2 separate regions of the Homo sapiens genome follow, and region 2 is linked to region 1. Evidence: read pairs that join two places in POLR2A ChIA-PET (ENCODE). Cell type or tissue: PC-9. All regions are shown on one strand. Links, peaks and the distances in the headings refer to the core of each region. The heading gives the core; the rest is flanking DNA. Region 1 holds the start of VGF (VGF nerve growth factor inducible). Region 2 overlaps TRIM56 (tripartite motif containing 56).

Region 1 (13,684 bases), core at 4,604-12,603:
GACACCACTCCCTTTCTCTGGATCATTTATGCTTTTAGAACTTTGAGAGTCTTCTATTTAATTGCAAGTAGTAACAGCTGCATCTGCACAGCGCTGTCTCCAATACTGGTTCCCCACATCAAAGGCAGAGGGAGAAAACAGAAGGCTGGGAAAGATCAAAGTGACTTCTAAGTCATTCAAAGTAGCTAGGAGCCTCCCAGCGAATAGAACCCGGGTGTCCCAAGCCTAGAGCATGACCTAGAACTTCACTCTGTGGGATGATGTTAGCTTGAACTTCTTGTTGGGCAATGCGTAGGTGCTAGGAGAATGTTGACAGTGAGTTTGGGGTTCGCTGGGATGGGATCCGAGATGTGGGCAGAGGTGGACACCAGCAGGTGGAAGAATGTGGACAAGGTGGGGGGTAGGGGCAGCCGCCGCTTCGCCACTTTCCGCAGCTCTGGTTTTGCTACTGTGCTGCTCTCCTTGGGTGCATCCTGTGCCTGGCCACGCTGCCACCCTCCTTGTCACGGTGACCACGATTGTATGACAATAAAATGGACCTTTTGGCCACCCTCTGTGTCTGTTTCACTTCCCAATGGGGAGAAATGAGACACATTATCTTCCCCTTTCCCCAGCAGCCTGTATCAGAGAGGATCTCTAAGCCCTGTGGCAATGGGGCTAATGACTTCCCGGGGAGAGGGGGGAGGTGGAGAGGGGTTCTGAGGAGGGCTGCTGGCTGTGCGCCCCTACCCCACCCCTGCCAAGCGGAGGAAAGAAGCCGCTGCTCAGGACCGAGGTGGGCAGCAGCACGGCCTCCTGACTCGCCCTGGGCCTCGCTTTTCCCTGGACCTGGGAGTCGGCTGCTACCCAAATTCTGTGAGTTCTTCTCCCAAGTCCCACTTGGCATCCAAGACCAGCTTCCATCAGCCAGGATCCAGGCATCTAACCCCCAGTTCCAGACTTGCCCGTGGCCAGCCGGTATCGCTTTCCCCTTTTCTAGGTGGGCAACCCGTGGTGGGTGGAGGAGGTGGAGAGAGCCTGGGCACCGCCCCCGCGAAGCCTGCTCTGGATTGGCGGAGACTGCGATCCCCCAAAGTAACACACGGGGGCGCCAGGACGTGCGCGGACGCGGGCAAGGCAGCACAAGGTGGTTTTCGTCCGTGTGAGTGTGTCCGTGGGCGTCTTTGTGTGTCTGCGTTTCTGTACATGTGTGTACGAGTCAGGGGGTGTCTGGGTGGGATGGATTCGGGACAACGTGCCTGGTGTACCCCAGAATCAGGTACCTCAAGTGGTTTTTTTTCTGTTGCTTTTTGATGAGGACGATGCTTGATATGTTACTATGTGCGTGTGGACGGGGAGGCAGGCGACTTGTGTGTATTGTCGAGTGTGCACAGCGCAGCCTGTGAGTCCCTGCAACCGCGTCTTGGGTCTCTGAAGTCGCATTCCTTGAGGGTTTTGGCGCCCCTCCCTCCACCTGGTAAAAGGAATGAGTGAGAACACTTAGAGCACACCTCCATTGCCCTGCACACATCTCCAGCCTAGGTCTGGGTAACTGCTAGGCTAGGTGTGACATTGTGTTTGTGTAAGTGGGTGTGTCTCCGAATCTCAGTGTGATTCTGTAGGACAGTGTGTTATGTGTGTGACAGGTGGAAGTTGAAGGAGGCTGGTTCAGGATGACAGAAGTGGTTTTCTTTCTCTTGGTGGATACCACCTTGATGGTGTGTGTGTGTCTGTGTGTGTATTTGAGTGTGTGTGTGTGTGTGTGTGTTAGTCTCTCCAGTGGCTCTCTCTTCGTGTCTCTCCCCATCTCTGTCTCTTTCTCTCTCTCTTTCTTGGTGACTCATCTCTGCGGCGTTGCCCTCCCCCGCTTGCTGGGTCTCCCCTCCCCCACTCAGGAGTGGGTGGGGGTCTGAGGGCGAATGGGACCTCAGGACTAAAAATCAGGGTGGGCACCCCCTTCCCATCACTCATCATTCCAGACCCTCCCGTAGCCCCCAGCCCACCCCTCAGTCCCTTCCCCAGGATTCCCCAGCTCTGGGATGGGGAGAGGATAGGGCAAGAGTGTGTTCTAAATGGGGCAATTTTCAGGGGGCCTTCAGCATCTTCTGTAAGTTCAAAGTGGAGACCCCTTCCCCTCTCATAAAGTGCCCCCTCCCTGCCTGCCCCTCCACCATGGCTGACGCAGTTAAAGGCTGCAGAGGTGAGTCACCGGTTGGGGGGAGGGGGAGGAGAAGAGGGGACCGGTGAGCTTCGGGGTCCACAAGCCCCTGCTCTCTCTTTCTCTCCCAGACCTTCTCAGGGAAAAGACCCAGTGCTCTTCCCCACTCTCCTGGTTTTCCACATCTTCAGCTTGGAACCCTACGATGCTGGACCCCATCTTCTCCAGCTACCCTCTTGGAGGGAGATTTAGAAACAAATACAAAGAGAGATGATGGATTCACACAAACAAGTCAGAACCAATACCAGGCATCCCCAACTAGGTCCCCATATGGGCTCTGCCTTTTCCAGCACTCTGTCTCTCCCAGTCTCTTCACTTCTCTTTCTTTTTCTACTGTCTCCCTCCTTTCCCTATCCCAAGAACCTGTGCCCAGTCCAGAAGCCCCTAGAGGCAGCAGGGTATGAAGGGCACAGCTCACCCCCAGTAGAGGCGAGTAGTGTGTGAATGAGCTGACCCAGGTAGGGAACTGGGATGGAGAGAGGCAGAAACAGAATGAGTCCAGAGACCATGCAGACAGAGTCAAGACCCAGATTGTGGAATCTCCAAGCCTTTTGTGCCCCAGGCATTCATATCCACCCCGCTCCCTCACGACAGGACGACTGGAGCCTTGGGGATGCTGATTTCTGAGAAACTCTCCTGGGCTTGTGAGCTTAAGTGGAGGAAGGGAGGGATGTGGAGTGGGGGCATGTGTGTGCTTACACACACATTGTTGTGTACCACCAAGCCAGGCACACTTTTTGGACACCAGCGGATGCCCAGAACTGGGTGTGCTCAAAGACTCCAAACTGCATGGGCATACAGGCATGCAGAAGAGATAAAAAAAAAAAACAAAAAAAAACAACCCAGCACACACACACGCGCGCGTGCACACACACCCACACCTGGAAGCAAACACAAACACAGCCACACAGACTGGAATAGAACATCACATAGTTAAATTGGAAACACTACCATGCCCATCCACTCTTGATCTGATTAAATACACAATTGCTTCCCCCCATTCCCTTTCTTTTTCTCCCCGCCCCGGCCATGTATCTCATTCATCTCCATACACACATAAACACACATGCACAAGCCATGTACATGTACACGCAGGTGTGTGTGCATACACAAGCCAACAGGCAAATACAGTTTCTCCAGGTGCCCGTCTTCTCTCATCTTGCAACTTGGTCTCTGATCCCCATCAGCCACTCAGTCAGCCCCCTTGGCTCCCTCCCTCCCCTCTCCCTTCTCTCTTGGATGGCTTCCCCTCCCCCTCTCCAGATGTCTGAGCCATCTCTCTCTGATTCATCCTCCTCAGGAAGGTAACGTGACCCCCTCCCCATCCCACTGCTCTCTGTATCCAGGCTGGGAAGATGAAGGGGACATGGGGGCGGGGAGAGGAAGGAGGGGAGGCCGTGGTTAGTTGTGCGTGGGGATGGGAGGCATCGCCTCGGGGTCTCCTACCCCCTCTTTTCCCTCCTTTCTTTGGAATCTCCACTGTCACCTTGGTTCTCAGTTTTTTTTTCTCCTTTAGCCTGCTCCTTCTACCTGTTCCAGATCCCTTCATTCCTTCCTCCTCCCCTGCCCCCATCTCTTCTCTCTTTTCTCCCTCTCCACTCCTCCCCATTTCTTTCCCCGCAGAGCTGATGGGCTTTCTTCTGGGAAAGTCGAGCCACTGATGGAAGCGAGAAGCCACTGCTGGTTATAGAGAGAAAGCACGTGAGTGTGTGTGTAGGGAGGGGGAGGTTAGAAGGAGGGTCAGTGCCAGGAAGAGGTGAGGAGGGGGGCGAGGACCGTTTCTGAAAGAGTCTCTAAGACCCTGACAGACAGCCCTGACCTTGGTTTCCAGAGTCTCAGGGTGCGGGTGCCCTGCGTGTGCCCACGAGCACCCCTATGTCCGCAGTTCGTGTGTGTCTGGCGTGTGTCATTGTCATTCCCCCCTTCCCTGCCCACGCCCCCGCACCGCTCTCTGCCAGCACCGCAGCCCCCTCCAGGCTTCCTCCCTCCCTCCCCTTCATTCCTGCAGTGGCTGCCCCCCTTGCCACCCTCTCCTCTCCCCTGCCCCCTCCCCATTTCCGTCCTCCCCCCCACCCCCGCCCACGGCTGGTCTCCCTTCACCGGACCCAGCTCTCTGATGGATTCTCTTTGCGCAAATCTGTGCGTCATCGCCCCCCACCCCCGGAACCTCTAGCTGTCCAAGCCCCCAGCCCCAACCTCTCTGGCAGGAGATACGGTCGAAGGGGCTGGTGGCAGAGAGGGGCTATCTCTGACGTTGCAGGTCCCCCTCCCATCGCGTTCAAACCTTCCCTTTAAGCGGTGGAGAGAGCTGGAGTTGAGTCACCCCCCCCCCACCTGCGCAACCCCCTCCCCACCTGCTCTGGTCTCGCCCTCCAAACGTCCTTGGGGGAGGGGAGCGGCAGGAGGGAAAGCGACTGGGGGAGTGTGGGAAGAGATGGGCCGAAGGGGGCACAGCGGGGGGCCTTGACACAAGCGGCAGTCAGGGGACAGAAGGACAGACACACCTTTTTCTCCAGACACAGCACGGATCGTGAAACAGACACGACCCAGAGGCACACACATCCTCATTCTTTCCCTTTTCTCTTCCGACTCGGACCCTTCCCGATGGGATTACCAAAACCGCAAGATCCACCCATCTGCCCCTGTCAGGGGGCTGCCACCCGCACTGCCGATTCGCGGACAGCGCCCGCAGGCGTGCAGATCTGTCCCTCTGCACTCAGGTTCACGCCGTCCTTGGGCGCGTGGTCTCGGGGTGGGGAACCCGGCCCCCTGGTCGGCTCTTGAATCTTTATCCTTCCCCTCCCCAGTATTGAGCTCCCACTGGTGCCCAGTCAGACGCTGGGACTACCCTTTTTCTATTCCACTCAGCAACGCGGGCTCCATCCAGCAGCTCCAAGTTGCTCTGCAACCCACCCTCCCGCCTTCCAGCGCCTCTGCATCCACCCTTCCATTCATTCTCCCATTCATTCATTCATCCTTTTCTCCTCGTCCCTCCTTCATTCATTCATAGCCCCCCGCCCTGCCCGCTTCAGCATTTCATTCATTCATTCATTCATTCATTTCCCGGAGCTCCGCTAGCGCACACCCCTTCAGCCGAAGGCCCCAGCGCGCAGGCGCAGGCCGGGAGAGGCAGGCACCCTCCAATCGTCGGGCGTCCTTCCTCCTCCGGGCGGCCGCCCGCTTCCCCATGAATGAACATTGACGTCAATGGGGCGGGGCGCGCCCACGTGACCCCGCGCGCTCCCCTTTATAAGGCGGTGGAGGCGCGGGCGCTGTCCAGCGTGCTGAAGCCGGAGCGAGCTAGCCGCCCGGAGCCGCGCCGACCCAGCTGAGCCCAGCCCACGGGACGCCAGACCTCGACCGTCGCTCCTACCCCGGCCACCGCTCGGAGCCGAGGCGGACGCGTCCCGATCTTCCCCTGTCCCCACCCTGCCCCGACCCTCCTCTCCACCTCTCGCGTCGTGACACCAGCTGGTAAATACTCCGCTGTTCGTCCCTCAAACCCTCGGCAGCCAGCCGTGGGCGTGAGGGAGGGTTCTCTCTCCTCTCGATGGGGGTGTTGCAAACACAGCGGGGAGCCCCCTGGTAAGGGTCCCCGGTAAACGGGGGAGTCGCAGCTTTTTCTCTTGCTGCTGAAGTCGCCCACGCACCATCCGGGGAGTCCTACGGGGAGGGAGCAGAGATTTTTTTTTCCCCCATATTGCTGCTGCTTAGTACGTGGGCGATGGCAGTGAGATGGCTCAGGGAAGGGGCCGAGGAGGCCCTGGGTAAGCGAGGGCTTCGGGGGTTATTTTCCCATTTACACGGCTCCAGAGATCGGCACAACATCTTCCTCCTTTGCTCCTAAACGTTCCTCTTCTGGGTAAGGTTTGGGGGATCAGGGAAGCCCCGGGTTTCCTGCTGAAAGGTGGGGGAAGGGAACGTAGACCTAGAGAGGGGAATTCTTACAGAAATCCTCTTTTTTTGGTCCCTTCTATTTTTCAGTCTCCGGCAGCCTCTTGGTCATGAAAGCCCTCAGATTGTCGGCTTCCGCCCTCTTCTGCCTTCTGCTGATCAACGGGTTAGGGGCAGCACCCCCTGGTCGCCCTGAGGCGCAGCCTCCTCCTCTCAGCTCTGAGCATAAAGAGCCGGTAGCCGGGGACGCAGTGCCCGGGCCAAAGGATGGCAGCGCCCCAGAGGTCCGAGGCGCTCGGAATTCCGAGCCGCAGGACGAGGGAGAGCTTTTCCAGGGCGTGGATCCCCGGGCGCTGGCCGCGGTGCTGCTGCAGGCACTCGACCGTCCCGCCTCACCCCCGGCACCAAGCGGCTCCCAGCAGGGGCCGGAGGAAGAAGCAGCTGAAGCTCTGCTGACCGAGACCGTGCGCAGCCAGACCCACAGCCTCCCGGCGCCGGAGAGCCCGGAGCCCGCGGCTCCGCCTCGCCCTCAGACTCCGGAGAATGGGCCCGAGGCGAGCGATCCCTCCGAGGAGCTCGAGGCGCTAGCGTCCCTGCTCCAGGAACTGCGAGATTTCAGTCCAAGTAGCGCCAAGCGCCAGCAGGAGACGGCGGCAGCAGAGACGGAAACCCGCACGCACACGCTGACCCGAGTGAATCTGGAGAGCCCGGGGCCAGAGCGCGTATGGCGCGCTTCCTGGGGAGAGTTCCAGGCGCGTGTCCCGGAGCGCGCGCCCCTGCCGCCCCCGGCCCCCTCTCAATTCCAGGCGCGTATGCCCGACAGCGGGCCCCTTCCCGAAACCCACAAGTTCGGGGAAGGAGTGTCCTCCCCCAAAACACACCTAGGCGAGGCATTGGCACCCCTGTCCAAGGCGTACCAAGGCGTGGCCGCCCCGTTCCCCAAGGCGCGCCGGCCGGAGAGCGCACTCCTGGGCGGCTCCGAGGCGGGCGAGCGCCTTCTCCAGCAAGGGCTGGCGCAGGTGGAGGCCGGGCGGCGGCAGGCGGAGGCCACGCGGCAGGCCGCGGCGCAGGAAGAGCGGCTGGCCGACCTCGCCTCGGACCTGCTGCTCCAGTATTTGCTGCAGGGCGGGGCCCGGCAGCGCGGCCTCGGGGGTCGGGGGCTGCAGGAGGCGGCGGAGGAGCGAGAGAGTGCAAGGGAGGAGGAGGAGGCGGAGCAGGAGAGACGCGGCGGGGAGGAGAGGGTGGGGGAAGAGGATGAGGAGGCGGCCGAGGCGGAGGCAGAGGCGGAGGAGGCGGAGAGGGCGCGGCAGAACGCGCTCCTGTTCGCGGAGGAGGAGGACGGGGAAGCCGGCGCCGAGGACAAGCGCTCCCAGGAGGAGACGCCGGGCCACCGGCGGAAGGAGGCCGAGGGGACAGAGGAGGGCGGGGAGGAGGAGGACGACGAGGAGATGGATCCGCAGACGATCGACAGCCTCATTGAGCTGTCCACCAAACTCCACCTGCCAGCGGACGACGTGGTCAGCATCATCGAGGAGGTGGAGGAGAAGCGGAAGCGGAAGAAGAACGCCCCTCCCGAGCCCGTGCCGCCCCCCCGTGCCGCCCCCGCCCCCACCCACGTCCGCTCCCCGCAGCCCCCGCCCCCCGCCCCCGCTCCCGCACGAGACGAGCTGCCGGACTGGAACGAGGTGCTCCCGCCCTGGGATCGGGAGGAGGACGAGGTGTACCCGCCAGGGCCGTACCACCCTTTCCCCAACTACATCCGGCCGCGGACACTGCAGCCGCCCTCGGCCTTGCGCCGCCGCCACTACCACCACGCCTTGCCGCCTTCGCGCCACTATCCCGGCCGGGAGGCCCAGGCGCGGCGCGCGCAGGAGGAGGCGGAGGCGGAGGAGCGCCGGCTGCAGGAGCAGGAGGAGCTGGAGAATTACATCGAGCACGTGCTGCTCCGGCGCCCGTGACTGCCCTTCCCGGTCCCGCCCCCGCGCGCCCCCGCCGCGCGCGCGCGCCGGCGCCCCCCTCCGTGTTGCCCGCTCCCCCTCGGTGTTTGCATGCGCCCCGGCCCTGCCCCTTGGCCCTGCCCCTGTCCCCGGGCTGCGTCGGGACCTGCCAGACCCCCCTCCCGGGTCCTGAGCCCGAACTCCCAGAGCTCACCCGCGGGTGACCGGGGGCCAGCCCAGGAGGGCGGGTGGTTTGTGCGAGTTCCCTTGCCACGCGGGGCCCCGGCCCCATCAAGTCCCTCTGGGGACGTCCCCGTCGGAAACCGGAAAAAGCAGTTCCAGTTAATTGTGTGAAGTGTGTCTGTCTCCAGCCCTTCGGGCCTCCCACGAGCCCCTCCAGCCTCTCCAAGTCGCTGTGAATTGACCCCTTCTTTCCTTTCTCTGTTGTAAATACCCCTCACGGAGGAAATAGTTTTGCTAAGAAATAAAAGTGACTATTTTATTAGGACTTTGTTCTCGGTTATTCACCCGTCCCCTTGGGCCTGTGTGGTCCTTCCCAAGGGGCGGTGAGGGAAGCGCCAGCCACAGTCCCCGTCTCCTCCTGCTTCCTGCCCCCAAACTAAGGCAAGGGGTAAGTGGGGAAAGTCCTCAAACTGTTTTTAGAGGAGAAGAATGTGGCTCGCACCCATTAAGAAACCCGAAATTCCACTTCCAGCTTGGGGGCTGGTGGTAAAGTCATCTTTCCCCAGGGCTTGACAGAGAGAGGCCCAGCGGAATGCAATAAAAGAGCCAATTGTCTGCGATCAGTCCAGCGACCTCTGGTTCAAAAGAAAAAGGCGACCCGCAGAAGGTGCCACAACTCTGGGTGCCAGTGGGCTCCTTTTTCCCAAGATCCTGGGGCCGCGCGGGTAATGCCGGAGTTTCCTGTGTTCACCCACCCACCTCCCTCCACTGATCCCTACATTCCTGGTCCTAGGTACTTTGCAAGAAATGCGGGGAGGAGGGAGTGGCAGCCACAGAGACATGCTGGCTAAAGCCACTTCTTAACTTTTTTTTTTTTTTTTTTTTTGAGACAGGGTCTCACTATGTTGCCCAGGCTGGAGTGCAGTGGTGCAATCACAGCTCACTGCAACCTCGACTTCCTGGGCTCAAGTGATCCTCCTACCCCAACCTCCTGAGTAGCTGGGACTACAAGTGTGCACCATTATGCCCAGCTAATGTTTGCATTTTTTGTAGGGATGAGGTTTTGCCAGCTTGCTCAGCTGGTCTGGAACTCCTGGGCTCAAGCGACCTCCCCACCTTGGCCTCCCATCTTAAGCCTTTTCTAATCGCAGGTACTTGTGAACTGATTCAAATAAAACTAAACTGGGCAAACGAAATCACCCACAACAGACCCGCATCCTGAAGAGTTGCTCCTCCTTCCATAAAGGCAGCTCAGGGAGTTGGGGGCAGCCCGTTTGGAGACGCATTGGGCATAAAAATCCGTTTAAGGTAGGGTGGCCAGATAAAATACAGGAAATGAAATCTGAAATTCCAGATACACAACAGATGCAGTTTTAGAGTTAAATGTGTCCCAAACACTGCATGCAACACATTTATCCCTAAAATGATTTGTTGTGTATCTGGAATTCTCATTTAACTGCGTGCTCTCCGTTTCTTCCCAAGGCTGGCAGGATCCCCTTGGCCTCCCGATGATGCCAGCAGCCCTGCCTTCCTTCACAGAGCCCAAGGCCAGCAAAGTCCAGAAATGCTTTTACTTTTATTTCAGAAGAAAGGACATAAAGGCAGACACTTCCCCCTCCCCCTCCCCACCCCTCCCAGCTCCTGCCTCACCCAGAACTGGAGTGAAAGGCCAGGGCCAGGACCAGGGTCCCATAAAGCTTGCCCTTCCCCCAACCCTTCCTTCCCTCAAAGTGGCAAGGTTAGAAAAAAATTAACTATGTTGTTCCTCCCTGGCACTGGATAAAGGCCCCACTGCAGCCAAGGAGAAAGAGGGGGGTCCAGGCTCCCCTCCCAGGCAGAGAAGCTGCCTGGCTGGCTAGGGGGAGGGTGGAGGTAGGTTATGGGACAGAGAGGACAAGAAGTGCCCTGAACACCTTTTCCCTTTAACCTGACATATTTATATATTTACAGTTATTAGGGAGGGAAGGACATCTGGGGTGACATCAGTTCTGCAAAGGCAGGGAATAAAAGCCAAATAGCACCCCCATCTGGGTCACATTTTCCTGCCTCCTAGCTTCTAAAACCTTCAGTGGGAAAAGGGGAAAGTGGAGGTAGGGGGTGGAGGGAGGGAATGTTTGAAGGGCCTGAGCCCACAGCTCACTCCGAAAGGTGAGGCAGCAGAGGAGGGGCAGCCGAGTCCCACCAAGAACAGGGCCCTGGGCAGAGGAGAAGCAGCCGTTCCCGCCACGCTGCCAGGACCCCATCGCCACACCCCGGCCCAGCAGGGGCTATGCCAAACCCATCTCCTCCAGCACACTCCGTGGCGACTCATCCTCCTAAGGCAGAGACAGACAGAGGGTGACGCAGAGACACCAGGAGAGGCCGACAGGGTGGGCAAGACAGCAGTCACGAGGAAGAGTCAGACGGGGGAGGCACAGACACGGGGGAGGGGGAGAGAAGCCAATGTGAGCCCAAGGCCGGACCAGTGAGCCCTTCATGGGGCACCCACCAGCCTCCCAGGGCCAGCCCCAGAGCCAGCCAACAGTGGCAGGGGGGGTCCAGGTTGAGTCCGTCACCACCCAGAGAACCCAAAGCCAGGACCTTGGTAAGCAGGGGCCCCGCCTTGACACCTGGGGGTAAAGGGAGTGAAGCCGGGACAAGGAGGTGGGGGATCTTTCTGGGGCCCTGGGGGGTACAGCTGACTGGGTCCTGTTTTTCAGAGTGGGGAAAAGGCAGAGGGAGGTGAGTGCCAGGTCCCTGAGGGAAGGTGAACCAGGCTGCAGGGAGATGCGTCATTAGGGTCTGAGCGCAACACTGGTGACACGATGGGTGTGTGTGCCAGGGCATGTGTGTGTGTGTGTGTGTGTGCGCGCCAGGGTGTGTGTGTGTGCGTGTGTGGGAAGGTGAAGCTCGACCAGTGAGGTGGCAAGTTCAGTTCTGCCCTCTCTCCCACTGCAAAGATGAGCCCTCCCTCGCCCCCCATCTCTCCCCCTCCTCAGAGCCAGCTCAGGCCGGGCTCGCTCATCACTGCAGATTCCGGTGACTCATCTCCCTGCACCAGGGCTCGGTGATGGCACAGCAGAGAGGGGGCAGGCAGTAATGGGGTGAGGGCGGGGGCGCTGGGGAGCAGGGAGAACCAACATCCAGGTGCCCTCTGCCAGCCCCCAAATCCCCATAGCCTTTTCCTCCTGAGACGCAGAGGCTTTGGAGTATGTGTGTGTTAAAAAAAAAAAAAAGAAAAAAAAAAGAGAGGTGGGGGAAGAAATCAGGGAAGAAAAGAATGACCTACCAGGTGCCCCTTCTCCAATTCTCCAAGCAACCCTTAACTCCAGAGCAAACCCTTAACCCTTTGGTGTTAAGCCTTGCTCAGAGAATTGGACAAAGGAGACTGGGTGGCCACGAGACATCTGGGGGCTTGGGAGAAGGACAGAGCTTGGAATGAGGGGTGCACAGGTGGGCTATCTGCCACCCTACCTCCCACCCCATGGGGTCAGGGCTTGAGAGTAAGCTGGAGAGCTGGGCGTGGTGGGGGTCAGATACCACAGGGAGGGGGGGCTCCTTGGCGACGGTGGGCAGGGCAGGCCGGGTGTCCAGGGGAGGGAGGACCCTGTCCGCCACTGTGCGCTTCCTCCTCCTCCTCACTGTCCCTGGCCCGTACCTCTTGCAGTAGGTCAGCCTGCTCGATGGCTTTCAGCACACTCTTCTTGGAGGTGTCCTGGACATCCCCCCCCATCAAAAACTCATCCAGGATGAAGTAGGCCTTCTCAAAGTTGAAGATGATGTCCAGCTCGCACACCTGGGAGGGCGGGGAGAGGCTAAGTTGAGCATGGAGGGGCAACTGGAGCCACTTCCTTTTCAAGACCGTGCCTCCCACCTTGGGTTCTGCCCCCAACCTCCAAGCCTTAGTCATTGGTCAGCTTTTTCAGTTTTTTTGTTTCGTTATTTTGTTAGAGACAGGGTCTCTTGCTCTGTCGTCCAGGCTGCAGTGCAGTGGCATGATCACAGCTCACTGCAGCCTCAAACTCCTGGGCTCAAGTGATCCTCCTGCCTCAGCTTCCTGAGTAGCTGGGACTACAGGTGCATGCTATCACGCCCACCTCATTTTTAAAATATTTTGTAGAGATAGGGTCTTGCCATGTTGGCCAGGCTGGTCTCGAACTTCTGGCCTCAAGTGACCCACCTGCCTCAGCTTCCCAAAATGCTGGGATCACAGGCGTGAGCCACCGCGCCTTGCCTTGGATCAGTTTTTTTCCCTCTTCCTCTTGCATCTTTCCTCCTGATCATGAAACATTAGTTGCCTTATCTACCTTTGTCTATGGTTCCCCTTGCCTTCCCCCCAAAATCTGTGACGTTCTTCCCACCAAAGGCTGTGGTAGCCCCGCTTCCTGGACACTGTGGGGCAGGGAAAGAGGGAATTCTGGACCATGGGGTGGAAGACTTGAGTTCCAAGCAGGGCTCTGCCACTAACCATCTAGCTAAACAAGTCATGAAACATCTCTAAGTCTCAGTTTTCTGGCCTCAAAAATGGGGATACCAACACCTACTGCTAGGATGGGATAAGGAGCAAACGAGAGGACGCAAAAGCACTTTATAACACAAATTATGGAGTTACTACTACGCCCCATCTAAGATCTGAGCTGTCCCTCAGATAAGTTAATTCAGAATCTCTGGGAGTGGAACCTGGACATTGCCATTCAAAAAAATTCTCCAGAAAACTCCAATGCAAATCCAAGATCAGCAACCAGTGATAAAAATCTGAATATGGGGCTGGGTACAGTGGCTCACGCCTATAATCCCAGACTTTGGGAGGCTGAGGTGGGAGGATCACTTGAGCCCCAGAGTTAGAGACCCAGCCTGGGCAACATAGCAAGACCTCATCTCTTAAAAAAAAAAATACAAAAATTAGCTGGGCATAGTGGTGTGCACCTGCAGTCCCACCTCCTCAGGGGACTGAGGCAGGAGGATGGCTTGAGCCCAGAGGTTAAGGCTGCAGTGAGCTACGATTGTGCCACTGCACTCCAGCCATAGGCGGCATTCCTCCAGGTGATAGGGTGAGACTGTGTCTCTAAAAAAATAAAAATTTGAACTAATCAAAACATCTGAACTTGGTCTCTGTGTGAAAAGTCCGAGCTAAGCTCTAAGTGGAGATTAAGTGCCTGATCCTGCCCCCAGTTTCCCCACTCAGGGACGATTATGGGACATGGTTAATAGGCTTAAAGCTTAAAAAGGGAAATTAATTACTGTTCTTACTGCTCCAACTTCACCTCTCCCCTGAAACTTCCAGGGCAGAGACTGGAGGGGCCTCAAAGTTTGGTGGATTACCAAAGGGGATTGCTGGGAATGGAAACTGGTGGGCAGAGGAGACTTACACTGCCAAAGTATTTGTCTAAGAGCTCCACGTATCGGTGGATCAGCTCCAGTGTGATGAGCTCATTGTCTTGGCCCTCGATGGCGCAGCAGAAGTAGAGGCTGGCATATCTGCGGAGAGGAGCGC
Region 2 (10,978 bases), core at 1-8,000, 62 kb after region 1:
AAAAAAAAAAAAACACCAAAGAGGAGGCCCTTCCCTGGCCAAGTGCAGGAGCCCCCACAGGAGGCACCAGGAGCTCTCTCCGGCGCCTGCAACAGGCTCTCCCGTGGGTGGAGACACCCACGCGTGTCTTCCTGAGCAGGGAGGATCTGCATCCTGCCCCCTGTTGCTGATATTCAAGTGTCTCCATTCCTCTCTCCAGGGATCACACGGGAGCAAATAGTTGGGGAGAGATCAAAGCCCACGTGGCCAGCCTGGGACAACTTTGTCAGCCCTGGCAAAGCCTGCGCATGAAGGCTTCCGGGGAAGCCACACCCCACTTAATCTGGCCAATTTTTTGTTTGTTTGTTTTTGTTTTTCTGTTTTTTGTTTTTTCTTGAGATAGAGTCTCACTCTGCCGCCCAGGCTAGAGTGCAATGGCGCGATCTCAGTTTGCTGCAAACTTCACCTCCCGGTTCAAGCAATTCTTGAGCCTCAGCCCCCCGAGTAGCGGGGATTACAGGCGTGTGCCACCAGGCCCGGCTAATTTTTCTGTTTTTAGTAGAAATGGGGTTTCACCATGTTGGCCAGGCTGGTCCTGACCTCAAGTGATCCACCCGCCATGGCCTCCTAAAGTGCTGGAATTACAGGCATGAGCCACTGCGCCCAGCCTGATTTTTGTATTTTTAGTAGAGATGACGTTTTACCATGTTGACCAGGTTGGTCTTCAACTCCTGACCTCAAATGATCTGCCCGCCTGGCCCTCCCAAAGTGCTGGGATTATAGGCGTGAGCCACCGCACCCAACCCCTGTTCACATTTCTGTGGATTTCCTGCTGCCTGGAGCTGAACTTGTAGGGACAGCTCTGCCCACCCCAAAAACCCTCTGCTCCAAGACATACCTCCCTCTGAAGACCTGTTCTGCAGGTGGAAGGCAGGGGGTGCCAGGCCTGGGAGCCTCGGGCCAGCTTGAACCCAGACCCACTCTCCTTACACCTCACCTGCCCAGTCCTAGGCTGCCTCTATGTCTCCATGAACTCCCTGTTTTCCTACCAGGAAAAAATCTTAGCTGAGGGGAAACTGTACCTCAGGGCACAGATATATTTTGTGGGATGGAATGGGATCACATATGAAATTGGTGGGCAGGGAGATAGAGAAATACCCTGGGCAGATTAAGTGGGGTGTGGCATTCCCAGAAGGTCTCTCGTGCAGACCCCCAGGGTGTGGTGAAGTTGGCCCAGGAGTGGCCATGTGGACTTTCACCTCTGCCTAACTACTGGTGACCTTGTTGCATAATCTCTCTAGCCTCACCTTCCTCATGGTTTTTTTGTTTGTTTGTTTTCGAGACAGAGTCTTGCTCTGTCACCAGGCTGGAGTGCAGTGGCGTGATCTCAGTTCACTGCAATCTCCACCTCCCGGGTTCAAGCAATTCTCCTGCCTCAGCCTCCCGAGTAGTTGGGATTACAAGCGTCTGCCACCAAGTCCAGCTAACTTTTTTTTGTATTTTTAGTAGAGACGGGGTTTCACCATATTGGCCAGGCTGGTCTCGAACTCCTGACCTTGTGATCCTCCCGCCTTGGCCTCCTAAAGTGCTGGGTTTACAGGCGTGAACCACCGCACGCTGCCTATTTCTTTGGTTGTTTGTTTTTGAGACAGGGTCTAGCTCTGTAGCCCAGGATGGAGTGCAGTGGTATAATCATGGCTCACCGCAGCCTCAACCTCCCGGACTCAGATGATCCTCCCAATTCGGCCTCCCAAGTAGCTGAGACTACAGGTACACGCCACAACACCTGGCTAATTTTTTGTATTTTTTGTAGAGATGGGATTTCACCATGTTCCCCAGGCTGGTCTCAAACTCCTGGGCTCAAGCGATACACAGGCTACGGCTCCCAAAGTGCTGGGATTATAGGCATGAGCCACCACACCCGGCTACCTTCCTCATCTTTAAAACGAGGATGGTCAGGAGTGGTGGCTCACGCCTGTAATCCCGGCACTTTGGGAAGCTGAGGCGGGTGGATCACTTGAGGCTGATCAGGAGTTTGAGAGCAGCCTGACCAACATGGTGAAATCCCGTCTGTACTAAAAATACAAAAATTAGCCGGGTGTGGTGGCACATGCCTGTAATCCCAGCTACTCGGAAGGCTGAGGCAGGACAATCGCTTGAACCTGGAGGGGCAGAGGTTGCAGTGAGCAGAGATCGCACCACTGCACTCCAGCCTGGGCGAAAGAGCAAAACTCCATCTCAAAAATAAAAAAATAAAAAAAATAAAATGGGGATGGGAGTGATACCCCCCCCACATAGAATTCCTGAGAGGACCAAAAGAGAATCCATGTGGTATGCATGGCAGGCAGAAAGGAGCCTGGCTGGGAGGAAATGTACACTGCATCCCACTCTCATTCCTGCATACATTCACTCATTCACTCATTCTGCATGTACTATAGCCCAGGCACTATTCCGGACCTATCAGTGAACAAAACAAAGTCCCCCGTCCTCATGGGGCTTGCATTCTACAGGGGTTGAAAATCGGTAACAATAAGCAGAATACATAATGAAAGGGTAGAGTATGTTAGAAGGTTAGAGAGGTATGGAAAAATAAAAAGCCCAGCAGGGAGGGGTTATTATCTTTCTGTTTGTTTTGTTTTGAGACAGGGTCTCGCTCTGTCACCCAGGCTGGAGTACAGTGGTACAATCTCAGTTTACTGCAACCTCCACCTACCAGGATCAAGCGATCCTCCTGCTCTCAGCCTCCCAAGTAGCTGGGATTATAAGTGCACACAACCACACCCAGCCAATTTTTAAACTTTTTGTAGAGATGGTGTCTCGCTATAGTGCTCAGGTTGGTCTCGAGCTCCTGGGTTCAAGCAATCCTCCTTCCTTCGCCTCCCAAAGCTCTGGGATGACAGGCATGAGCCACTGAGCTTAAATAACTTCATTCTTACTCATGCCTCCCTTCCAAGGAAAGGAATAATTAATAAATCTCTTTTGCAGAAGGGTCTCACCCCCTCAATAGAGTTGCCACCTGCCCTGGAGTGTATATGCGATCTGAACGAAAGTGACTAGGCTTTAGCATACATTCACTCATTCGTTATTTCAACCAATAGATATCTCCAAAATACCTGATTATGGAGTGCCCACTATGAATTAGAAGCCCTTGTCCTCCTGAAGGGTTTTGTAGGCAGGGAAGGAGCTGCATGTGAACAATCTAAGTTAGGCAGTGAAGCCGGGTGCGGTGGCTCATGCCTGTGATCCCAGTACTCTGGGAGGCTGAGGCGGGCAGATCACTAAAGGTCAGGAGTTCCAGACCAGCCTGGCCAACATAGTGAAACCCCGTCTCTACTAAAAATAGAAGAAATAGCTGGGCATGGTGGCGGGTGCCTGTAATTCCAGCTGCTCAGGAGGCTGAGGCAGGAGAATCACTTGGACCTGGGAGATAGAGGTTGCAGTGAGCTGAGATTGCACTACTGCATTCCAGCCTGGGTGACAGAGACTCTGTCTCAAAAAAAAAAAAAAAAAAGTTAGATGATGATCAGAGCTGCCAGGCATGGCAGGCAGGCATTGCTGGAGGGGGTGAGGTCTGCGTGTGCGCCTCACTCTGCGGCCTTGTGCCACCAGCAGCTCTCTGGACTCGGGGGTCTGCTGCACCTTGGCTTGCTTTGGCTGTTTTCTTCTAATAAGTGAATAAGTGGATGGACCGTCCCTAACCTACGATCACGGGAGGCAACATAGATACGGCTGTTTCCAAGTGTGAAGGAAGGTTTTCTGAGTTGGCCCCTGAGCAAAAATATCAACCCCCGAGAAACCCATTCCCCAACCCCCAGAAGCAGGGAAGGACGCCGTGGCCATCTGCCCAGCCATGTACCTGGCCTGCGCCACGTCCCTCCTTCTCCTCTTCTCCGGCATGGGCTTCGTTGCTGTGCTTGGGAGGTCAATCTAACCCCACGGAAAGAGTGAAGAGGAGGGAGGAGCAGAGTCTCTTGTTGCAGATACGGCTGCTCACCAAGGCTGTGGGGAGCAGACGTGACCCCTGCGTTTCTGGGGCTGTGACTGCACTAGTGCAAAGGAGGAGAGATCGGGTCTGAGGGAGGAGGCTTGGCCACATGGCTAAGAACCTGAGGCCCGTGTGTGTCCGACCGCAGAGGCAGATGCTCCGCCTTGGGGTTAGGAGCTGGGAACAGGCCGTTCTCCCTACAGTCACTGCTCACATGGACCACAGCGATCTCTCCTGCCATCGGCCCCCTCAGCTGCTGACTCATGCTCCCCAGGGTTGGCAGAGGCGCCGGTCCAACTAGCTGAGTCATCAGAGGATGAATTGCAGAATTCTTATTCAGGCTGTCACCGGCAGCCGAGGGCCCTCTCCCCCGCCAAGCCATTCAAAGCATTCCCTCCCCGCTTGTCATTGTGTCTCTCCATCTCCGTCTTGGGGGCCTTGAACAGGATGCCAGCAGGGTGCATGGTGTGTCTCTGAGCACCCCCCTTAGGTCAAAATTCCAGACCTCTCCTAATAGGGACCAGGGCCTGGTTTATTAGCACGGGGCAGCATCTCAGATCTTTTTTTTTTTTTTTTTTGAGATGGAGTTTCACTGTTGTTACCCAGGCTGGAGTGCAAAGGTGCCATCTTGGCTCACTGCAACCTCTGCCTCCCGGGTTCAAGCAATTCTCCTACCTCAGCCTCCCAAGTAGCTGGGATTAAAGGCATGCGACACCACACCTGGCTAATTTTGTATTTTTAGTAGAGACGGGGTTTCACCATGTTGGTCAGGCTGGTCTTCAACTCCCAATCTCAGGTGATCTGCCCACCTTGGCCTCCCAAAGTGCCGGGATTACAGGCGTGAGCCACTGTACCCGGCTTAGCATCTCAGATCTTATTTCATCCACTCACTCATCTTATAAATGAGGAAACAGAGATACAGATAGGCTCAAGTGACTCGGCCAGGATTTGAGCTGCTTGAGAAGGCAGAGAACTGGGCATTGGGTGCTAGGAAGGGCAGCTTTGGAGTCAGACAGTTCTCAGTCTAAATTGAAATCGACTTATTCTGAGCAAGCCTCGCCAAGCCTCGGTTGGTTTTCTCATATGTAACAGAATGTGAAGGCTTCTGGGAGTCAATGGATGGGGAGCAGGCGAAGGCAAGATCTCAGCCACTGCTATCGGTTCTCCTGTATTTGATGGGGAGGCCAGAGGCTGAGATCATTCCTCTTCCTCTTTGGGAAAACTTGGAGGGGAGAGGAAGGAAGCTTTTTTGGGGGCTCTTGGATACCAGGTTAGGGGAGTGGGTTTGGCCAGTAGGTAGATGTTCCTAGAACCCGCCCCCCCTGCAGGGAGGACCCCAAATGCCACAGGCTGGAAAGTACCCACAGATGCAGCTGGATGCGGCGGCTCACGCCTGTAATCCCAGTGCTTTGGGAGGCCGAGGCGGACAGATCGCTTGAGCCCAGGAGTTTGAGAGCAGCCTGACCAACATGGCAAAATGCCATCTCTACAAAAATTAGCCAGGTATGGTCGTGAGTGCCTGTAATCTCAGCTACTTGAGGGACTGAGACAGGAGAATCATTTGAGCCCTGGAGGTTGAGGCTGCAGTGAGCCGAGATCGCACCACTGCCCTCCAGCCTGGGCGACAAAGTGAGACCCTGTCTCAAAAAACAAAATAAAAAATAAAAAAAGGGGGCTAGGTACGGTGGCTCACGCCTGTAATCCCAGCACTTTGGGAGGACAAGGCAGGCAGATCACAAGGTCAGGAGCTGGAGACCAGCTTGGCTAATATGGTGAAATCTTGTCTCTACTAAAAATACAAAAATTAGCAGGGGATGGTGGTGGGTGCCTGTAATCTCAGCTACTCGGGAGGCTGAGGCAGGAGAATCACTTGAACCCGGGAGGTGGAGGTTGCAGTGAACCGAGATTACGCCACTGCACTCCAGCCTGGATGACAGAGAGAGACTCCGTCTCAAAAAAATAAATAGAAAAAATAGAAAAGGGAAGGTACCCACAGGTGCTTGTTTGGCTTCCACAAACCCCAAAACAAAGCCCCACGTGGTGGGCACAGCCACCATGACCTGGGTCCCTCATGTACTTCCTGCATATCACACCTGCGTGTGCCCAGGTGGAGCCCTGCATGCGCCAGCATGGGCCAGATCACCTACTGGTTCCCACCCAGAAGGTGCATGCTTCTGCAATGTCCCCAAGGAATCTGTGTGGCCACCCTGGGAGCTACCTACCATTGGGTGGCTTTGATGACCTGATTTCCTTCACTATCTGGGCCTGGTTGTTAAAGGTTCCCTGTATCCAGCCGGGTGCAGTGGCTCACGCCTGTAATCCCAGCACTTTGGGAGGCTGAGGCGGGTGGATCACTTGAGGTCAGGAGTTCTAGACCAGCCTGGTCAACATGGTGAAACCCCGTCTCTACCAAAAGTACAAAAATTAGCCAGGCGTGTTGGCTTGTGCCTATAATCCCAGCTACTCAAGAGGCTGAGGCAGGAGAATTGCTTGAACCTGGGAGGTGGAGGTTGTAGTGAGCCAAGATCGTGCCACTGCACTCCAGCCTGGACGACAAGAGCGAAACTCCGTCTCAAAAAAAAAAAAAAAGGTTCCCCGTATCCATAAACCCTTCTGAGAAAAGGTTCCAATTTTTCAAAAGAACTTTATTAAGAAACAGAGGAAAGATACAAAATTCCCATCTGAGAAAGGTTCCCATTTTTCAAAAGAACTTTATTAAGAAACACAGAAAAGATACAAAATCCATAACCAAAGGAACTGAAGAGTTTACAGCACACTGGGTTTAGCCCATGGCAATGTAGAGAAATGGGCTGGGCTGGCGCTCAGTCACTAGGCACCGACGTCCTGATTCCTCGTCTTTGACCCAGTGTCCCTTGGTTGCTAAGTCAACCAGTTCTAACTTTCTCTGGAGACAAGTCAGGCTGCCCTCCCAAACCTCCTTCCTAATGTCTTTATACACAGGCCCTCTTCCATCTGGTCCCTAAGATTTCTCACCCAGCACCTCAGGTGAGATCTAGTCTGATGTTGCTGTACTTTGTATACTGCTCCAATCACAGGAGTCTGCAGTTTCTAGAAAATCTATTTTTGCTCCTGTCCTGATCCATTTCATAAACTGCATTCACAATCCAGTTGGGTAGTCTAATTTTGCTACCTTTGGTCAAGTTACCTACTTTCCCAAGTCTGCATCTGAACTTGGTCTTTCTCCTGCTAACAACGTATTCCTAGGTACTCTCTCTGGCAGTTCTCTGCCCCAGTTCATCCAAGACCTTCTCCCCAATACAGAAGTCCGCACCCCTTTCCAATCTCCCACTTAATTTATGGGATAGCCCTAGTTCTCTGCTTACCTTTCAAGGAGAGACAATCAGAGACCTTGATCTTGGCACTCGCCTGTTCAACCCTGCCCAGCTCAGGTCAGCAACCTCATCGGTTTCCTTGCAAAACTTTTGACTTCTGCCTTGGACTTTCGCCCCTTAGAATTTTATTTCTGCAGATTTAGAATATGGCATTGCTTTATAGATACCGTAATAATAAGGCTAAAATAGAAGGAGAGCTACTCCCTTTCCAAATGATATTTTCTCTAAACTCTCAAAAGATTGGGCCACTCTTGCCATTTTTCACTTTTTCTAAATGTCTACTCTTATGGGTCCTTAACTAATACGGTCTGATTCTTAGCTGGCTTTTAAGAATGGCATTACATTTCAGCAAGCTGGCCATTGGTCCCTTCTATTCCTGAAGTCACTGTTGTGACTTCAGATAAGGCTTCTTCAAGTAACTGCTGGAAAGCAAAACAAAATGGTCTCCTCTGAAGGAGAAGCTGATTTGCAGAAAGCTCTACTCGGGTGTTCCAGAGCTTTCACTCACAACACATGTACCTAACATCCTCATACACGCTTATGCTGATGGAGGGGTATCAGGTGGGTACAAGTCAGTTGAAACTTTTCCTAACCAACACCTTGTATTTGAGCTTTATGGTGTCCGAAATACTTCTCTACATTTCTCATCCAGTCCTCACAGCAGCTCTGTGAAGTGGGCATGTGGATGTCATTATCCCAATGTTACTGATGTACAAACTGAGGCTCAGAGAGGTTAAGGCACTAGACCAAGATCACACAGCTGTTTAGTGCAGAGCCAACACTCAACCCAGGTCTCTGCTCCCTCATTCTCTTCCCATTTCTTGACACCAAGAATACGAAAGAGGTTTTCTACTTCCCTCTTCCCTACCCAAACAGGATTTTCTTTTCACTGGTCCATCCACGCACAACCTAGTCAGTTCCGAACAGGAAAAGGAACAATTTATCAAGTTAATTGTCACAATCCCAGGTGTGGTGCAGTGGGCTGGGGTAAAACATTTTGCTGTATCTTTCATGATGTTCCTGATTTCTCTCTTTTTTTTTTTTCTTTTTGAGACAGGGTCTCACTCTGTTGCCCAGGCTGGAGTGCAGTGGTACGATCTCAGCTCGCTGCAACCCCTGCCTCCCGGGCTCAAGCGATTCTCCCACCTCAGCCTCCTGAGTAGCTGGGATTACAGGCATGTGCCACCACGCCTGGCTAATTTTTGTATTTTTAGTAGAGATGGGGGTTTCACCATGTTGGCTAGGCTGGTCTCGAACTCCTGACCTCAGGTCATCCACCCGCCTCAGCCTCCCTAAGTGCTGTGATTACAAGCGTGTTCCTGGTCTCTTTGTATCTGCGATATAACTGGGAACTCTGCCTTAGTCCTGAGCAGGGCTTTCTATCAGGTCCCCAGGCCACTCAGTTACGGTGTTGGAGATTTTACCTCCAAATTATGCTCAATGCAACACTTCCCATCCATGCTTCTCATTTTCCAGTGTCCTTTGCTGCTCTCGCCCCCCTCACCTCTTTACGAAGAAAACTTAATATTTCCCTCCATCTTACAATGCCCTGTGGATTCTTACAGCTTCCCGAGAAGCCACTTGGCATCCCCATCTCTAGGGCGCCTGTGGGACTATCTTCTTGCAGCCAGGTGACGTTTCATTTCTGAAGGTTTCTATTGTTTTGCCCCCTGGGTGGGCCACGTGGCTAGAATCATTTCACCAGCCAGGACCACTGCCCATGGCTCCCATGCAACTCCGGAGAGCTGCTGTTTCCACCCCAAGGTGTGCGATCCCCTACAGTACACGGTTCCCAGTTACCCCCTCCACATGCACAGAAGCGGGACACCCCGATCTCATCTCTCCCTCTTTTATCCCCCCCTTAGGAAACCAGGTTTTGCTCTGTCACTCAGGCTGGAGTGCAGTGGCACAATCAGAGCTCACTGCAGCCTTGAACTCCTGGGCTCGAGCAATCTTCTGCCTCAGCCTCCCGAGCAGCTGGGACTACGGGTGCATGCCACCACCTCTGGCTAATTTAAAAATTTTTTTGTAGAGATGGGGTCTTGCTATGTTGCCCAGCCTAGTCTTGAACTCCTGGCCTCAAGACATCCTCCCGCCTTGGCCACGCAAAGTGCTGAGATAACAGGAGTGACCACTGCACCTGGCTCAGTCTCATTTTTTTTTTTTTTTTTTGACGCGGAGCCCAGCCTTGGGAGGCAGATGCGAACCGTGTCCACAGTGCCCCCTACTGGAGATTCCCCACAAGCCGAGGTTTTGGAGGTGGGAAAGCTTTGGAGAGTCATACCAGTCTCATCCTTGTCTAGATAGTAATTCACTTCACAGACATTCACTGAGCACCTACTATGAGGTATCACAGTGCTGGCTCTGCAGACAGAGCTGCAATGAAGACAGACACCGTTCCCTGCCCCCCTCCCCCCGCCCCCATGTAGCTGATCCCTATTCTAGTTGGTCCTGTAGAAACTCCACTTGGTTTCCAGTTGGTCTGAGTTATTTGGTGAACTCAACAAAACTTCCCCCGCCTTCCAGACACTCCACGATAATTCGATCACCTGGCAGGGGGGACCCCGACCTTTGCAAACCTTCCCAGAGCGGTTCCTTGGACTGCCACCCTGCCCCAATGGCCCTGCCTCCTGGCTGAGCCCCGGCCGGGTGGGATCCTCCTCCCTGGCTCCTGCCTCTTCTTTCATAGGACAATCTCATTCGTTCTGACACCTTCATTCTCAAACCCAGTAGTTATTGAGTATTACTTATAAAGGTGTATTTCCTTGAAGCAAATAATCAAGCATGTATGTTATGTAATGGATAATAAAAACTGAAGTAGAAATGTACACGTATGAATAATAGCACAAAATAATGAAAAACAAACAAAAAACAAAACAAAAAAAACCCCAATCTCCCAAATTAATGACTATTTACAAATTCCGAACCTATTTCTACTCAGTAATTATTTAGACAGATGTTTTCCTTGTTACTATCACTATTTGATCATAATTCCTGATTCTCCGTTTTTGAGGATTATGACTGTATCACGTAACTATTTCTTCTCAATAGTTTTCATAGTTGTCATACACAAAGAAAGGCTCATTCCCCTAATAAACCACAATCTAGTTAGCTGTCACCCTGCAGCCGAACAGTTTCCAGTTCTTGCCTGTAATATACAGAGCAGCCTCAAATGTCTGTATGCAAATATTTTTTCTCTTACATTATTTTCCCAGAATGTATTCCCCAAAGTGAGACAACTGATTCTTATAATCATTTTTGTCATTCTTGCAAAGTCTAGCCAAATTATTCTCCAGGATCATTTTTATAGTGCCAGGAGTCTATTTCTCCGCAAGATTTCTCACCCATTTATTTAACATTTATTTTTGACCACTGCAAGTGGATTTAATTATTTATTTATTATTTTTTTGAGACAGAGTCTCACTGTGACACCCAGGCTGGAGTGCAATGGGGTGAACTCGGCTCGCTGCACCCTCTGCCTCCCAGGTTCAAGCGAGTCTCCTGCCTCAGACTCCCCAGTAGCTGGGATTACAGGCATGCGCCACCACACCCGGGTAATTTTTGTATTTTTAGTAGAGATGGGGTTTCACCGTAGTGGCCAGGCTGGTCTCAAACTCCTGACCTCAGGTGATCCACCCACCTCAGCCTCCCAAAGTGCTGG

Evidence for each region. Peaks named below come from ENCODE experiments on the same cell type or tissue, not always from the same donor. Only the 100,000 strongest peaks of a DNase experiment are listed, where the experiment ranks them.
Region 2: POLR2A ChIA-PET joins it to region 1 with 11 read pairs; 10 of 35 experiments call an interaction of 5 or more read pairs at or near these places.

The regions. Positions count from the first base shown.
Region 1 is chr7:101,157,361-101,171,044 of GRCh38, reverse strand. It overlaps AP1S1 (adaptor related protein complex 1 subunit sigma 1), which reads right to left. Exons shown (of 5, transcript NM_001283.5): 3 at 13,560-13,668; 4 at 11,849-11,986; 5 at 9,769-10,526. The coding sequence ends at 10,479. VGF (VGF nerve growth factor inducible) reads left to right here and starts at 5,476. Exons shown (of 2, transcript NM_003378.4): 1 at 5,476-5,671; 2 at 6,182-8,536. The coding sequence starts at 6,202. The coding sequence ends at 8,049. MIR4653 (microRNA 4653) reads right to left here and starts at 11,572; the gene lies at 11,490-11,572. It overlaps NAT16 (N-acetyltransferase 16 (putative)), which reads left to right. Exons shown (of 4, transcript NM_198571.3): 4 at 1-549. RefSeq lists silencers at 2,061-2,231, 5,446-5,545, 7,308-7,447, 7,608-7,657, 8,218-8,307 and an enhancer at 13,485-13,684. In PC-9, for the core only: no CTCF peak of the experiment used is centred there; DNase peaks (open chromatin) are centred at 5,394, 6,464, 7,454, 8,734 and 2 weaker places; H3K4me3 peaks cover 4,267 bases; H3K27ac peaks cover 3,968 bases.
Region 2 is chr7:101,093,578-101,104,555 of GRCh38, reverse strand. It overlaps TRIM56 (tripartite motif containing 56), which reads right to left. Exons shown (of 3, transcript NM_030961.3): 3 at 6,589-10,978. Among named protein-coding and RNA genes, the nearest start is that of TRIM56, 14 kb to the right of the region's middle. RefSeq lists cis regulatory regions at 4,219-4,229, 4,264-4,274 and enhancers at 4,152-4,296, 4,197-4,341, 4,094-4,388, 3,749-4,456, 4,457-5,164. In PC-9, for the core only: no CTCF peak of the experiment used is centred there; DNase peaks (open chromatin) are centred at 1,235, 3,505 and 4,225; H3K4me3 peaks cover 1,833 bases; H3K27ac peaks cover 5,318 bases.